Linked DNA regions of Homo sapiens: region 2 is linked to region 1. A link is a contact called in ENCODE Hi-C or POLR2A ChIA-PET data. All regions are on one chromosome and are shown on one strand. The core of a region is the stretch at or near the end of the contact, and the rest is flanking DNA. Distances in the headings are between cores, read along the strand shown.

Region 1 (6,093 bases), core at 195-2,694:
GTTCCAAAATTTATGTCTACTCCAAAGGCAGCTTTTAACAGTTCAGCTTCCTGACACACTGCCAATGAGGCACAGCAAAAGAGACGTGTATTGAGCTGAAGTTTCCATTTCGAAGTCTTACAAACAGAACTTCTTCGAGTTTATTAGTGAAAATATTTAATACTATAATAAGCAAAAAAAGGAATATTGGGTTTGAATTTTGTATTACAATCATTTTCCTCCTGAAGAAAATGTTTCAGTGCTGTGAGGGGGCAGGATAAGCGTGTAAGGATATACCTTACCTACAAAGCATAGAAACCTATCACAGAGTGGTTCTTCAACAGTTTGCAAAATGATTACCTGTGATCCCTTAGATCTTAATCTTTTTTCTTAGTAATTTATATTCTAATAGACCCCAACTGGAGCATATTTCGTAAAAATAATATGGATGTCAGGAATCCAGAAACTCGTTGAAGTCACAAGCATGCTAAGTATAGCTGTGTGACTTCGAGTAATACAATTAAATACTTTGATCCTAACTTGTCTTACCCAACAAAGGTAGTTACAACAGCTCTGACTACCCCATGGTTTGGGTGTGAGACTGACATTGAATATGTACAATGCAAACTGCTTTTTTAAGCAAAGGGAGCTTTATTATTATTACTATAACTAGCACATTATAATTATAGAATCGCTATTATAATTATCCAAGCTTTAATTCCTTAAAGGGAAATAAAGCTTTCTTAAAAAATCATTTGCTTTTATCATCACCTAAGATGAAAATGTTGCTCCCCCATTCCTGAGGGGATAAGGGGATCACAGTACTGCTACCAGAAAAATCATGATCGGAAGTCAGAATCGTATGACTTCACGGCCAGTTCACTGCGTGTGAAAACACATTGCATGGCGCTAAGTTCTTATGCTTTTATGGTTTCTTTTTTATATTTGAGGATTCTCTTAAAAGGCCCACATGGAAGGACTCAGAACAAAATAAATGTCTTACTAATATGATACGCATGTAGATTGCTTTAGGGTTTTCAGAACATTTCTGCTTTGTTCCTCACATCAACCTGTGTTTCCGTTGAGATGGGAACCTGAGCACAGGGAGAGCCTCATGAAAGACCAACAAATCTGTCAGCATCCACAGATGCCTTGTAAAAGGCAATACTTTCATGTGCAGAGAGGTTGGTTGATCCCTCAAGATGCGCAATGATTTCTTTCTTCCCCCACTAGCCCAGAGCCAGTTGCTCTTTTCGTTTTTGTCAACAACATGTCCTTTTTGTTCCTCTCCCTCCAACTAGGAAGTGGCATCACTGTCAGACACAATACACCTCTTCATAAGGAAGGCAAATGAGTACGTGCCAGATGGGCTGAGGGGATTACAACATGTTTCCTGCTCCCACGGTGACGCAATGTGGCTGGTATGAGAACTTATCTTATTCAAGAAGTTAGCTTCCCCTGGCAGAATTATGAGTCACAGTTCCTGGATAGAAAGCTCTCTTACCAACAGCACTTGAGGTGGGGGCTGGGGACTCCTTGGATGGATTACAGTAAAGGTCATTCAGAAAAGTAACATGGTCAGGACTGCTGGGAAGGCACCAGCACTCATTAGCTTCTGGAACCTCCATGATCCTTCAGCAATGGTAACACAGTCACCTGTCCCTCTTCCTTCAGGATGAGGGAGGACATAAAACCACATGATGAATTACTGGCATGAACCCAAACACGTTCCATTATAAAACTGGACAGTCTGGGGGCAGGGGAAAGGATGTAAAGGGACATGTATTCAACCATTTAACACCTATGTATTGAGCATCTGCTATGTGTCTATGTGTCAGTATTATTCTGAGTGTTTGGATAACAAACAAAAGTTCCTGAACAAGTTCCTGCCCTCAGGCAGCTTAAAATCCAAGACAGAGGGAGGGAAGGAGGAAGAAAAAGAGATGGAGAGAAAGGAAAGAAGGGAGGCAGAAAAGGAGGAAGGACAGGGAGTTCAGGAAGAAAAAAAGGAAGGAAAAGGAGGAGGAAACAAGAGAAGAGGAAGAGGGAGGAGGAGGAGAGAAGAGAAAGAAGGCTAATATAATATCAGGGAATGTGAGTGTTACAAAGAAAACTAAAACAGGATGGAGGGAGAGAGAGTGACTGGTAGGGATTTTTAGTTAAGATGGTCAAGGAAGCCTCTGTGAGCAGATAGCATTCAAACATAGAACTAAATCAAATAAGAACAAACTAAAATCAAGAATTATATTTAACATATTTGAAAATCAGGACATCAAGAAACTCACCTATCAAACGCGACACCTAACCAAGCAGGACAGATGCTGGACTAAACAGCCAAGGAGCTGTCTCCTAGCGCATCCCAGCCGAATAACATCTCCGGTTATCTACAGCCATTCCTCTGTGAAGCCCCAAAGGGCCAACAAGGCTAGAAGTTACTGCTAGTTTCAGCACTGAGCTGTACTCTGTCCTACTTATACCACTCCTTTAGTACTATTTTTGGTTTCTAATACAATGTTTTATGTGGCATAGAAAAGCTGAAACGCACCCAGAAAAGATGATCAGGATGGTAGGAGAGCTCAAATCCATGTCATATGAAAAACAGTTGAAGGCATATATTGCAGAACACTGAGGTCATGGTTATATGGTAGCTAACTTAACATTGCAGAAGCCCTCTCACAAAGAAAAGGAATTAAAGCAACGATATGTAAAGTATGGTTTATGGTGTTCAGGGGAATTTTACATGAAAAGCTTTATAAAATGAGGACCTCTAGGTTCCCTTCATTACAATTAGAGAACCATTGCATTAGGTTTTGGTTGTTTTGTTTGTTTGTTTGTTTGTTTCTTTTTTTTTTTTCAGTCCTACAGTTGAACCAAGTAAATGTTTGGAAAGAGACAAATTTCAGTTTTAGATACTAAAATCAAAGAGACAAATTTCAGTTTTATGTACTAAAAACTTTCTAAGAATTTGATTAGTCCAAAAACATAGGCTGAAATGTAATGATTAATAGTCAGAGATAGAGAGTGATTCTGGGCATAATTCTGGGAAGAAGAGGAGATCTGAAAAGATGGACTTTCAAATAGCAAGTCTCTTCCATATCTAATTTCACGTGATCCAGGCCCATGATGACTGAGTTTGGTTTTCAAACTCTATAAAGGTCTTAGCTGGTTCCTCTTATAAAGCAACATCCAGAGAAAGAATGAGTCTAAAGACAGATCCTTTCTTTTTCCTATATAGAAACAATATGACAAAAACTCATTATTTTATTTAACATCTCAATGGATTATTACCACTGATAACTTTTCCACCACTGGCTCAAATTTGAAAAACAGATTGTGCTATTATCACTCCCATTTTTCCCCCATAGGACCTGAGGTAAGGGAAAAAAGCAATATTCTAGTTGGCTGAGTGTGAAGGTAATGAAAAATACCTGTGTTTAAACACAGCGGCCCACTGCCCCCTGTGTACTCTATCCCATGAAGACTAGAGACAGCAATGGTTCTTTCCATCATCAAAATTCTATTATTCTGCTTTATGATTATTTGCTACCGCAGAAGACAATGGACATGAATAACATTATGTTTATTTAAATTCATTTTCAGGAAGAGTGGACTCATTACCCTACGCATGACTTGCATTTTAATACATTGTCAAAAGCCATTCACTTACCTGAGGCATCACTTTGCAGGATTCCATAAAAGTAGAGACTCACTACACACCACAGAAGTGTCATCCTGTAACCATAAATACAAAGGTAAGGGAAATCACTTACTACTTTCAAGGGCTTAAATAATAATAACTAGCATTCATGCCTGCTGACTATAGACTAGGGACTGTTCTAAGAATTTTACAATATTAACAAATTTCATTGTCAGAACCAACCAATAAGACAGGTTTTATTTTGTTTCTGTTTTTTTGTTGTTTGTTTTTCAATTCCCATATTACATGCAGATAAAGAAGTTTAATACACAGGTTTAAATAACATAACTAAGATCCTTTGGCTAGAGACAAGTTTCAATAACATCACCACGATCCTTTGGCTAGAGAGTGGTAGAGCTATGATCAAACTCCAGCTTTCTGGCTCCACAACTCTCTTTTTCACTGAACTATAACTGCCTACTTAAAAAATATTCATCTGGATTTTTTGACCAGGATTTACATTTCTGGCAGATAAATTCAACCTTCTTACCCCTCTTTGCATTCCCTTGGTCTATTTCTAGTTGGAATACTTTACAATCCAGGTACTTTTCCCTTTTAGTGACACATAGACACATAGAAAGTCTAGAAATCCTGGATTCAGACTTTGTCTGCAATCTACCATACTGTGAATTTATATTAAGGAAAATATATAAATCTAATTCCTGCTGTTCGTGCTCTCCTCTTCTCACTGGAAGACAGAAATGATGAGGGAGGAGTCAACTTTCTATGATCTTTCGCCTTCCTATTAATAACCAGCTGAAACAGCCAACTGCTGTGAACCATACCCTTACATTTGGTTGCATGATATTTAATGCTGAAGATGTGGAGATTTGACAGCTCTGTGAAGTATTTCTTTTTCTACTACCCAAGAAATATCTGGCCACTGGTAAAACCTCTGTGGGTTATAAATACTGAAACCTGAAGATGATGCAGAAATTCCATGCTCAAGAACTCTGCTTTCTGTGTCGAAGGTAACAGCCATATAAGAATGCTTGCAGAGGTCTTGATAACTTGTCCAGCTCATATTTCCAGTAAGTGACAAAGATGCTATTTATATCCACATTAGGCTAACTACAAAGATTATTATCTCAAATAGCCTATGCCACAAGTTTCACAACCACAGGTATGCAGCAGCTTAAACAGATCAAAGAGGTATTTGATAAATAAGATGACCATATAACATCATTTAAAATGGGCCAATTTTAAGAGCATTAAATTATAACAAAAGATATAAACTACACAAGGAATCCAAGAGGTGTGGCCACCCTAAAGGACTATGCAAGTTTCCAACTCCCGTCACCTCTCTTGACCACACCTCTCCAAAAATCTCTGGTTCATGCTTCCTTTTTTAGCCTGGTTGTACACAAATCACAGGTGAGCTCGTCATATCACAAGCTGTTGTTTCATCTGATAAATTAAATGATGTTTTCTTCCCAGCACCTCTTCCTTCCAGCTCTTATATTATGACCTTGGGGAAATCTTTTTCTCTCCATCAGTCTTTCATTTATTCAATAAAACATGTATTGAGCATTTTCTCCTTCTTTTCCAAATTTTTTAGTTTGTGTGTGTGTGTGGTTATGTAGCAGATGTGTGTGTGTGTGTGTGTGTGTGTGTGTGTGTGTGTGTGTGGACGAGATATGTTTTGATACAGGCAAGCAATGTGAAATAAGCACATCATGGAAAATGGAATATCCGTCCCCTCAAGGATTTATCCTTTGAGTTTCCAAGTTGCTATGATACAGCTACGAAGCCTCTCATGGGCAAAATGTAGGGTCTTCTCTAAAGGCACTTTTCCACAGTAAAGATGAACCCCCAGCAAGACACTTTAGTATCATCAACTATGTATAGAACACACATCTAGAGACACTTAAGAGATAAAAAGAGTTACCAGACAGAAATTCTAGCACTAGGCAGGGTCTAACAGAAACTTAAAATGTGCACCAAAAAAAAAACCCCCTGCAATATGAAGTAAAAAGTGATAAAAATAGAGAGGAACAGATAAGTGTTATTGAAGATTAGCAAAGGAAAGAGGTCACTCCAGCCAAGACAATAAAAGAAGACGAAACACAAGAGGTGACATTTGAACTGGTATGGATATTTAGACTTGAGACAGAAGGAACATGTGAGAAAAAGAAACTTTCAGTGGAGAATAATGCTCAAAGGTAGTGAAAGCATAGAACACAAATGGAAAATAGTATATAAAGAACTGAGTTTTGCTCAAGCACAAGGTTTTAGAAAAAGAACTACAGAAGATTTTGTTGGAAAGCAGACAGTGGTAGAATCATAATATGGCAAAGCCTTAAATAACAGGCCAAAGGCTTGGGATTTAAAGAGCAAATAGGGAGTCACCAAAGTTTTCTGAGTAGGGGAGCAACATGACCCTCAAATTGTACTTTATAGAGCACTGCCAGGCGCGT
Region 2 (6,097 bases), core at 3,275-5,774, 52 kb before region 1:
TCTTCTCTGAATCTTGCCTAACTTCCTGGCATAGTTTGTCAGTTGTTTTAGAGAAGGCCTATAGTCCAAGATATACTCAATTACTGCACTTCAGTCATTTAAAACAAGCAAAGCATAAAATAAAGGAAATACAGGTTTGATGACTGCTCCCAGTTCCTGACATGGGCTCCTAAATCCCCTGTGATTTCCTGTGTGACAGGGGTAATAGGAGCATCTATTGTTTTAATATTGTTCTAGTCCCAAATTCCTAACACAACAGCTTCTAAGACCTTTGGAATCTCTGGAGTAACGAGTGGATTTTATATGCTAATGAAATGATTGGTGGCTAGGGTTCCTATATAGCTTCTGGATGAGCGCTAGTAGCCAGAAAGACCATAGATGATTAACACAATCTCCAGCCTCTCACCCATCCCTGGAAGTTTGGGAGTGTGGCTGAAATTTCCAGTCCTTTTACTCAATAATGCCTGTGTGACGGAACCTCCATAAAAACCCTAAACAATGAGGTTCGGAGAGCTTCTAGGTTGGTAAGGACATCCACAAGCTGAGAGGGTGGAGCTCTGAACTCAGGACCCTTCCAGAACTCCCCCTATGTATCTCTTCAGCTGGATGTTCATTTGAATCCTTTATAATATTTTCTATAATAACAAAGTAAGGGTAAGTAAAAGGTTTTCCTGAGTTTTGTGAGCAGTTATACCAAATCACAGAACCTGAGGAAGAAGTAGTAGGAATCTTAAGTTTGTAGCCAACTCAGGCAGAGTTGTGGGTAACGCGGGAACCTATTGCTTGTGACTGGAATCTAAAGTAGGGGGTGGGGCAGTCTTTTAGGAAGGAGTCCTTCACCTGTGGGGTCAGTGCTAACTCTGGATAACTGGTGTCAAATTGAATTAAACTTTAGGACATGCAGTTAATGTCCTCAGAAAAGGTGAGAATTACTTTGTATAGAAGAGCCACACATTTAGTGACAAAAGTGTTTTGAGCATAGAAAAAAATAGTTTTTGCTTTACAAAGAAAAAAATAAAACATACTAAATACCCTCCATGCTTAAGGTCGGATTGCTTAGCAAAGCTTTCCAAAGCTTACATGAGATAGATGTCTTATGTTGCATAATACCTAATTGCTTTCATGCCTTAGTCAGTTGTTTCTTCTCTCTGTATTTCTTCACAACATTACCGAAAGTGTCTAGTATGGAAGCTGGTTAAATAAGTATTACATTAATGAGTAAATCAATGGAAAATTCACAATCATGATGTTAAGGCCGGCACATTAGTCTACTTGATGACTAGTTACCAGTTGAATGTTTGTTTATGAGATTGCTGCTCTTTATAATATTCAGTACTCCTAATTTTTTAAAAATAATACATTGAGTAGAGTTTTTAGTATTGTCTTCAAAAGTATGAGCTCCAAAGATTTAATAACCAAGTTCTAATCCTGATTTGGCCATATATTAACCATATAAAAATGCAAAAGCAAAGTTACTTGGTTTTTCCTAATTTTTGAAAAGCTAATTTTTCATAACTCTAAAATGAGGATAATTAAAACTCATATCGCAGTTTCACTATGAGAAATAAACTAAGGAATATATATTAAGGATATGCTACTGGCATATAATAAATACTCAACACTTTGCAGCTTTAAAACAACAAACTTGTGTTGCTTGAAATTTGAGAAAGAAGCCCCCAGTGCCCAGATCTGTCTGTGAATTTTTAAATCTGTTAATCAGAGTGACAAAGTATGCTTATTCCCAACTTCCCCAAAATGCATACTTTTAAGCACATATATTAGAAACAACTGCTAAGATGAATATAAGGTTACATTATTCATTTGACTTTTAAAATTTAGTCTGTTTTTTTCTTATGAATTAATCCCCAACTCAGCATTATTTAGAAAGTAAGCAGAAAAAGAACAGAAGTGATTACGACATTGTTTGAATACTATTTGCACTATATGAAAGGCTGTTTGTAGCTAACTTATACTAAATCATGTCAGACCAGTAGAAAAAGCCCTGAGCAGAGACCTGGGATCTAGAATTACTTCTTCAAGTAACTCACTGAGTGTCTCTAAACAGGTTACTTCTTGTCAGTGAGCCTAATGTTTCCATCTATTAAAAGATGGGGTATGACAAAACAATACCCAGAGATGCTATCTTTTTTAATACACTGGACACAGTGGTATTTAGGGGTAATCCCCAAAAGCCATATATCCTGACACTACTTCTCTATTTCTGGGTTTGCTAGGAGTTTGTCAACTCTGTCTAAGAATTGCCTTTCCCACTTTCCTAGTTTCTCACCCCCTATTCTCTTAGTGCAAAATAATGGTTGAACATTATTGCCAGCAAATACCTTCAGCAATAGGTACAGCAGTTTCAGTATGTAGAAAAATAGAGTTTACTTAATCCAAGTAAAACATTCTTTTGACAAAAGTGTTGCACTGAGTCTCTATTGCTTGCCTGAAACTGCATTAATACAATATGAATATTTTTTTAAATATTCTCAATCAATTGCAGTTCCAGAGTACAGATAAAGACAGGGACCTTGTTCAACGTCATGTTTCTAATAAGTGGCAGTGACAGAATTTGAACACAGATCTGTCTGGTGCTCCTTTCCCTCCCCAAACTACCTTTACTTCATTCATTTATTCACATATTCATTCAGTTGACCAACAGTTACTGAATGCTTACGATGTGCATGGAATTGTTGAAGGCTCTAGAGACAGTACTGTAAACAAAAAACATGAATCACTTTTCTTATACAATTTACATACTAGTGTGTAATAAACTATTAAAAACCATAACAAGATGATCACATGCTTGTTGTGTGTACTGGACACTAATCATGCTTACCTACTACCTTTACAGTCAGAGTCCTGGTGAGATGAAACGTACGTCCATTTTCTGGATATGTAACAACACATGTGTAATTTCCATTATTTGAAATTAAGGCAATGAGGAAACTCAAGTTCATACCTTCGGGTATTACATTATTAAAATTCTGTATTTTATAACAGCCCTAGAAAAAGTAAAAAAAAAAAAAGTTTACTTTTTAGATACATGCATAGAAAACATACAAACACACGCACACTCACATCTAATTTTGCACAGAACACCGAAATATTCATGCTGCAGTTTTTATAAAACTATTTTGGTCAAGTATTTGACAAGATTTCTGCGAAGAATAAATGAAACACCTGTCATTATCTTTTCTGATCATGAGAAATTAAAATTCTAAACTAAAGTGTGACTTCAAAAACACAGGCTTCCTGTCTCAGGATCAAATTCTGGGCATCCTATGTTGATAGTAAAGCAAAGTTACAGTTTTGAAATAATGACTAAGGAAACTTGAGCAACTGCAAGACCTGCTATTTAGAAAGCAATTCTTTTTCTTTTTATAATATTTCTTCACTGATTATATTAATTTGGGACTCCAGTCACTCCGTCTGATAATCTAGGCCCCAATTTAGATGTCTGATTGGCATTTTTAATCACCCTGTTGTTTCCCTGTATCAGATATTTCCAAACTGTTTTGCATTTTTCTTTTATTACTTTTTTTTTTTTTTGAGATAGGGTCTCATCAGTCTGTGACCCAGGCTGGAGTGCAGTGGCGTGATCTCAGCTCATTGCAACCTCAGTCTTCTGGGTTCAAGCACTTCTCCTGCCTCAGTCTCCTGAGAAGCTGGGAGTACAGGTGCGCGCCACCATGCCTGGCTAATTTTTGTAATTTTGGTACAGATGGGGTTACACCATCCTGTCCAGGCTGGTCTTGAACTCCTGACCTCGTGATCCGCCTGCCTGGGCCTCCCAAAGTGTTAGCATTACAGGCATGAGCCACCAACTTTATCCCATTTTTATAACTGAGTATCACAGATTTCAGAAACTAAAAATAAAATATCTTCATGGGCCTGATCAAGATCTAGGAATGTATTTCTGCTCCTAATTCACATTTGCATATAACTGTTGACATTTAAAATTGAGAAATTGAACTATCTCAGTCCACAACTATCTCATTCAACATATCTAGAATCCTGTTTCAAATTCTCAGTCTCACTATTTGGCTAAATTATTACTTTTTGCTGTTTTTGAGAAAAAAAATCAATACACTATCTGTGACAAAAATATATGTTGAACATTTACTTTTAGAAAAGCTTTTGTTTTTCTTTTAAATATCAATAAGTCACCTATGACAAAAAGATTAGGTTATCTCTAAGGCTTTTTACATCTTTAAATTTCTGGGAGTCTACTACTAGCTTGTAACTTCAATTTTTTTTATTCACATATTTCATCTTTAATGTTTGTATGATTAAGGTTTTCTTCAATTCCTGGAGCATGTACTTTGAAATATGACAGTTACATTGAGGCACATTTTGTAATGCTTTGTCACAGGAAATGTGTATTTTAAGAACAGCATTGAACTTCCATTTCATGGAAAAGATCATCAAGAGGAAGCTACTATAAGCTTGGGTAACGTATTTTTTTCAACGCAGCTTCTCCTGTAAGATAAGCAATACTTGTAGACACTTGTCAGGTCAGCAAACGATTTCAATATCCTTAGGATATCACAAAGGATAAGGTCTCAAAGGCCTGTATTCTTATAAGTTTATGTCAGATTTGGTTTGAATTGAGTTTACAGTATCAATAGAACTATTTTATTTTTGTGGTACTTTTCATTTAAACAGTTCAAAGGTATTTCCCCCTCATTTGTTAGCTTAGCTATTCTGAAACTCCTGTGAAGTAGACAGATCAGACTAAATACGCTGTAATTTTATAGACGGAAAAAATGAGACAGAGATATTCTAGATAACACAGTAGAGAGCTGAAATTCAGTTTTCCAGAAAGCCGAATAACGGTCTTTCATCAGCTTCTTAACTAAGAATGAATACCTCTCCTCAGCAGTGAGTTGAGGCTATAAAAAATTATACTGAGACATGCACTTAACATATACTCTGTCTCGTCTGATCCTTATTCCAAACATGTAAAGTTTGTAATGCTTTTACCTCCGTTTTATAGATGAATGAACAAGGCCTAGAAACGTTAAGTAACTGTCAATGTCATACCACCAGACAGTGTTAAAGCTGGAATTTGAATTCAGATCTACTTGTTTCAAAGTCCTTGCTTTTAATTTCACCTGATAGTGTCTCTTCATTCCATATAGCAGCCCTGAACCTGTGCCATCCCTGGAGCCAGCCTGAGTGAAAAGCGTGATGTGGCTCTATCACTTAAAACAGGCTAATTCCTGCAATCAGTGGTAAACTGAGGAAGCACACTTTTGAGGATGAGAAGTCAATTATTTTTACTGAACTTGTCAACAGTATTTCCTTAAGAATGTGATGAAAGAAACTTTTTATAGCTGTTTCAAAGCTATTAGGCCTAAAACATTTTAGAAATAAAGGGAATATTTTACATTCTAATACGTGTGTGAGGGTAATTCAGGGCATTGTTACACTACAAATGTCTATGAACATTAACCTGCTGTGTGTCTGGTTAGCTCTCTCTTTCTTATCAGCAACTCTGTCTCTAGACCCTTCACAACACATGTACCTGAGACACATAGGATAATTTTAAACATAATAAACTGTTGATAAAAATAAAACCTGAAAATGTTATAATGATTTCAAAACCATTTATTTGGAATCCAGAAGAAAACAAACATAAAAAAAGATTTAGATTCTCCAAGAATAGGAAACTTGCTTTAAAATATAAGAAATGAGTGAACAGTAAGTGAATTTCCACAATAAAGCAAACACTTGTCTGACTAGAAGACAAACAATCCTAGTTGACCCATTAGTTCCTCATTCTGAATTCAAAAGAGAGAAGTTAAATAGAAGAGCGATTTTTCAACCATGCTATGGTTGCTGTGGCAACCGACCACAACATATAGGTAAAGAACAACACAAGAAATGACTTTGGGATCTTTCAACTGAAACGAATCATGTGGGGAGGGGAAGGGTGCAGTGGAGGAATGTCATGATGAAGTAAGAACAAGTGTTTCCATTCAAGAAACCAACAATGTGTAAAGAACTGTGTGAAGGCACCAAAATGGAAATGATACAATTCTAACTTATAGTTATTCATGGTCTAATGAAGGATTGCAACAAACACAATAAA

The links. A loop is a pair of places that touch in the nucleus more often than their neighbours do. ChIA-PET counts read pairs that join two places held with the same protein, here RNA polymerase II (POLR2A). Pooled maps may share reads with other maps.
Region 2: a map of CD14-positive monocyte shows a loop between it and region 1 (4-fold over the local background). The contact joins two enhancer-like sites. A Hi-C loop is called at or near these places in 4 of 168 maps with a recorded cell type or tissue (CD14-positive monocyte, HepG2 and naive thymus-derived CD4-positive, alpha-beta T cell) and 11 of 50 pooled maps. POLR2A ChIA-PET finds 5 or more read pairs at or near these places in 8 of 52 experiments (activated CD4-positive, alpha-beta T cell, activated CD4-positive, alpha-beta memory T cell, activated CD8-positive, alpha-beta T cell and 3 more).

The regions. Positions count from the first base shown.
Region 1 is chr3:190,561,907-190,567,999 of GRCh38, reverse strand. IL1RAP (interleukin 1 receptor accessory protein) reads right to left here. Exons shown (of 12, transcript NM_002182.4): 3 at 3,647-3,711. The coding sequence starts at 3,710. Among named protein-coding and RNA genes, the nearest start is that of IL1RAP, 51 kb to the right of the region's middle. RefSeq lists an enhancer at 944-2,143. Within about 2 kb of position 1,444, at least 16 of the 41 ENCODE cell types and tissues checked have a DNase peak (open chromatin) inside an H3K27ac peak, as active enhancers do; they include CD14-positive monocyte, where a contact is called at or near this core.
Region 2 is chr3:190,617,183-190,623,279 of GRCh38, reverse strand. IL1RAP (interleukin 1 receptor accessory protein) reads right to left here. Exons shown (of 12, transcript NM_002182.4): 6 at 2,840-3,005. Among named protein-coding and RNA genes, the nearest start is that of LINC02013, 79 kb to the left of the region's middle. Within about 2 kb of position 4,524, at least 2 of the 41 ENCODE cell types and tissues checked have a DNase peak (open chromatin) inside an H3K27ac peak, as active enhancers do; they include CD14-positive monocyte, where a contact is called at or near this core.